Regions from separate parts of the Homo sapiens genome. Here region 1 is linked to region 2. A link is an interaction called in ENCODE POLR2A ChIA-PET data of the cell type or tissue named here. Cell type or tissue: HCT116. All regions are shown on one strand.

Region 1 (2,500 bases), 97 kb before region 2:
CCAGTGCTTGGTATTGTCAAGCCTTTTAATTTTTCAAGTGTGATTAAGAGGAAATGGTTATACGTATTGCATCCATCTTCTTTTGGTATTTTTATGGGATACAAGTTTTGGGTGTTTTTTGTTTGTTTGTTTTTGAGATGGAGTCTTGCTCTTGTTGTACAGGCTGGAGTGCAATGGCGCAATCTTGGTTCACTGCAACCTCTGCCTCCCGGCTTCAAGCAATCTCTTGCCTCAACCTCCTGAATAGCTGGGATTACAGGCACCCACCACCATGCCTCACTAATTCTTTTTGTATTTTTACTAGAGACAGTTTCACCATGTTGGCCAGGCTGGTCTTGAACTCCTGAACTCAGGTGATTCACCCGCCTCAGTCTACCAAAGTGTTGGGATTACAGGTGCGAGCCACGGCGCCCAGCCCAGAATTACCTCTTACGTAATATATGGTATGAGTAGGAATTGAACTTGATCCTCCCTGCCTCCAATGATTAACCAGTTGTCCCAGAATCATTTTTAAATAGATTTTCCTTCCCTTACTGACTTCTGTTGTACATTTTATTTCCTTCTCGTGTAAATCTCCTTTGAGGCTCTGAGCTGTTCCATTGGTCTGTCTCTGAATTGGAACCACATCATGTAAATTATTAGTATTTTATAACAAGTGTTGATTTTTGGTGCCATTTCCTTATCTCGTTTTTTTGCTCTTGTAAAAATTATTTTGCCTATTTCTTGGCTTTGTTTTGTTTCATACAAATATTACTGTCAGCATGCCACTCTGCTTTCGATTGGAATTGCACTGAATTTACAGATTTATTTGGAGACAGCTGAGACTTGAAATATTGATTCTTCCCATACATGAACGTGGTTTAAATCTCAAGTATTTTTCTTTTTTAAAAATTAAGGCCTTTTACATCCTTTGTTCATTTTTTTCTCGAGGTATATCATATTCTAGTATTTATGTATTTCTAAATAATGTACTGATATTGTTCGTTCGTTCTTTTTTTTTGAGACAGAGTTTCGCTTTTATTGCCCAAGCTGGAGTGCAATGGCGCAATCTTGGCTACTGCGGCCTCTGCCTCCTGGGTTCAAGTGATTCTCCTACCTCAGCCTACCAAGTAGCTGGGATTATAGGCGAGCACCACAACACCCGGCTAGTTTTTTGTATTTTTGGTAGAAACAGGGTTTCACCATGTTAGCCATGGCTGGTCTCGGACTCCTGACCTCAGGTGATCTGCCCGCCTCAGCCTCCCAAGGTGCTGGGATTACAGGCGAGAGCCACTGCGCCTGGCCTCTTTCTTTCCTTTTTGAGATGGAATCTTGTTCTGTCGCCCAGGCTGGAGTGCAGTGGCATGATCTTGGCTCACTGCAACCTCCACTTCCTGGGTTCAAACAATTCTCTTGCCTCAGCCTCCTGAGTAGCTGGGGTTACAGGCGCGTGCCACCATGCCTAGCTAATTTTTGCATTTTTAGTAGAGATGAGATTTCACCATATTGGCCAGGCTGACCTCGAAATCCTGACCTCAAGTGATCCACTTGCCTCAGCCTCATGAAAGGCTGGGATTACAGGAATGAGCCCCTGTGGCTGGCTCGATATTGTTATTTCTTAAATTTTACATATTATCTATAATTGTGGTGGGTGAAGATCTAGGTCCTAGCTGAAGATGAAGATCTAGATCCTAACTGTGATTCTGGGTGTATGTTTTCTTCAGATTTGAAGGCTTTGTTTTATTGCCTATGACATGATCAATTCTTTTCCTTTCTCTCCCCTCCCATGGCTTTCAAAGTTTCAAGCCTGCAGAAAAATTGTAAGAATGATACAATGAAAACCCTTGTATATTCTTTACCTAGATTTACCAGTTGTGAGTATCTTACAGCATTGCTTTGTCTTCATAGAGATATAAACTTTTTTCTTTTGCTGAACTATATTTGAGAGTAAATTAGACACTATGATAATTTACCCTTAAATACCTCAATAGGTATCTCTGAAGAACAGAGATATTCTCCTGTGTAATCTCTTTTTTTTTTTTTTTTTTTTTTTTGAGACGGAGTTTTGCTCTTATTGCCCAGGCTGGAGTGCAATGGCACGATCTCAGCTCACCACAACCTCCGCCTCCCGGGTTCAAGCAATGCTCCCGCCTCAGCCTCCCAAGTAGCTGAGATTACAGGCGCACACCACCCCATGCCCAGCTAATTTTTGTATTTTTAGTAGAAACGGGGTTTCACCATGTTGGTCAGGCTGGTCTCGAACTCCTGACCTCGTGATCCACCCGCCTCGGCCTCCCAAAGTGCTAAGGATTACAGGCTTGAGCCACCATGCCCGGCCTCTCCTGTGTAATCTCAATGTACTTTTCATCCTCAGGAAATTTAACATTGATATAATACTAATATGTAAATACATTCTGTCTATATTCAAATGTTGCCAGTTGTCTAAATAATATCCTTTATAGATGTATTGTTTTTTGCTTTTTAATCCAGAATCCAATCAAGGATCACACATTGCATTTAT
Region 2 (2,500 bases):
CAAGGGCTGTCTTGAGGTTGAAAGGAGATGGTCTACATCAAGGGTTAGGAAGACCACAATGTGGCTGTGCCGGCCACCTCCAGGCTGGCTTCAGTCTCCCATCCCCATAGTCATACCCCTGTGAAGTCCCTTCCCATACTGAATCGGGCTACCTGTGTATCTTATAGGGTGTTGGAAATGACAGATTGTGAATTCCAAGGCCCCATAAAAGACAGCGTGGGCTGGGCGTGGTGGCTCACGCCTGTAATCCCAGCACTTTGGGAGGCCGAGCCAAGTGGATCACTTGAGGTCAGGAGTTCTAGACCAGCCTGGCCAGCATGGTGAAAACCTATCTCTACTAAAAATACAAAAAAAAAAAAAAATTTAGCCAGGTGTGTTGGCACCTGTGCCTGTAGTCCCAGATACTTGGGAGGCTGAGCCAGGAGAATCACTTGAACCTGAGAGGTGGAGGTTTCAGTGAGCCGAGATTGTGCCACTGCACTCCAGCTGGGTGGCAGAGACTCTGTCTCTAAACAAAGAAAATGTGGTTTCTGCTGTCCTTTCTCTTGGATCACTTTCTCTGGGAAACCAGCCACCATCTTGTGAGGACACTCAAGCTCTCTGGAAAGGTTCAGAAATGTGGTGAGGAAGTGAGACAGACCTCTTGCCAAAAACCATGTACTAACTTATCAGTCACGTACATGAGTTGACTTAGAAATGACTCTATCAGCCTCAGCCAAACCTTCAGATGACTGCAGCCCTGGTCAACATCTTGACTGTGACCCCATGGAAGACCCTGAAACACTCAGCCAAGCCACTCTCAGCTTCCTGATCCACAGAAGCAGCATGAAATAATAAATTTTTCTTGTTTTAAACTAAGTTTTGGGTTAATTTGTTATACAGCTGTAGATAACTCCAAGAATAATACTCCATAAATGTTGATTTCCTTTCTGCGGCTCCACTGAGTCATCTTTGTTCATGGGCAAAGCTCACTGTCTCTCTACTGGCTGCAAAAGATGTCCATTTGTTGGCTCTGACTCATGCTTGTGGTCTTGTTGGCTCACAGCAAGGCCTTTTCACAGAGGATGGTGGTTTGTCACACTCAGAATCCAGGTCTTACCTGCTTTCCTGCTCCATGGAATTTTGACCTGAGTTTGAAGGCTGATAGGGGATTGATGGATGAGGGAGAAAGACACAGTCAGTTCTTAGAGCAGTAGCTAATCCAGGGGTTTCTCTGGCTTTGTTTGCATGAGTAGTGATAGTTGGGGATGAAGCATGGGTATTCGAGATCTTTTTTGTGTGAGTATGGGAGGAAAAATTCTGTTCTCTTCCTCCTCCATCTTTATTCATCTTTGTCTTCCCTCGGATCAGCTTTAAAGACCCCTGAGACTCTAGGACTTGGTTTGCTTTTTTCTCACCACTGGGATCCATCTCCCACTAGTAGGAAGAAGGATCTAAGTAGTTGAGCTGCATAAAGGGGAAGTAAACAGCCAGACAAATGTTACATTTTAGAGCCTTGAGTGACCCAGAGCTTTCTATCAGCTTCATTGGGTGCAGGGAGGGTAGCGATTTCTGGCTGCTGTCACCTCCTTGCTCATATCAGGAAGCGCTAATTTTGAGGCAAAGTTCAGTGCCCTCTGGCTCACCTAGGGCCCCTGTTGCCTAATTTCACGAGGCCAAGAGTTTGAGGGTGGGTTCGGGGCTGCGCAGCCTGGATGCCTTGGTTTGCATGCCTACAGCAGCTGTGCCCGAAAGCTTTTTTTAGAGTAAATATGTAGCTTTTGCTAGGCTTTTTGTGTGCCTTGTTCATTCCTCTATCATTTTTTGTATACCTGCTATGGTGTCAGGCACTGGGGATACAAATTAGCCGGGGACTCGGACATGTAAGCAAGTAAGCCCAACAGCAGCTAACATTTATGCAGTGCTCACTGTGTGCTTGGATGTCCAGAGTGATAGAGCAGGTTTAGTAAGGGGGACAGAGGGCTGAGACCAGAGGCAAGGTGGAGAAGGGCATTTCTGGAGGCAGCAACATGAGTGCAAAGGAGACATACACAAGGTTCCCTGGGGGATTCCAAGTTGTTGCTGTCGTGGCTTCAAATCTTACTTTAGGGCCTACTCAGATGGCATCTTGTTCATGAAGATGTGCCTGTTTTTTGTTTTATTTGTCCCTCTCCCCCCAACAAAGAGTAAACTTTTTTTCTGAACTTCTCGAAAGTTTGCTAACATCAGCTATAAAACTCTCTGGGCCTGGGGATATTTTGCGGGGAGCAGGGAAGATCTTTGATTATCATTTTAACTTATTTCTGTTCATTTATTCAAGCTTTTTCTTCTTTCACCAATTCTCAAAAGCCCCACACCACCCTCCTGCCACCCCCACACCCCTCCACTTCCAGTCGCTACCTTCCACCCATCATTCTCACTTCTAAAGCCATCAACAGAGGTTTTGAACACCACTCATGTGCCAGGTGTTGTTCTAAGCACAGATTCATCAGTGAGCCAAATGAAATTCCTTCCTAAAATA

Evidence for each region. ChIA-PET counts read pairs that join two places held together with the same protein. Peaks named below come from ENCODE experiments on the same cell type or tissue, not always from the same donor. Only the 100,000 strongest peaks of a DNase experiment are listed, where the experiment ranks them.
Region 1: POLR2A ChIA-PET joins it to region 2 with 5 read pairs; 8 of 35 experiments call an interaction of 5 or more read pairs at or near these places.

What each region holds. Positions count from the first base shown.
Region 1 is chr12:123,185,761-123,188,260 of GRCh38, reverse strand. All of the region lies in intron 13 of MPHOSPH9 (M-phase phosphoprotein 9), which reads left to right. Among named protein-coding and RNA genes, the nearest start is that of PITPNM2, 36 kb to the right of the region's middle. In HCT116, no CTCF peak of the experiment used is centred here; no DNase peak of the experiment used is centred here.
Region 2 is chr12:123,088,392-123,090,891 of GRCh38, reverse strand. All of the region lies in intron 2 of PITPNM2 (phosphatidylinositol transfer protein membrane associated 2), which reads left to right. Among named protein-coding and RNA genes, the nearest start is that of PITPNM2-AS1, 8.3 kb to the right of the region's middle. In HCT116, no CTCF peak of the experiment used is centred here; DNase peaks (open chromatin) are centred at 651 and 1,021; H3K4me3 peaks cover 1,382 bases; H3K27ac peaks cover 1,772 bases.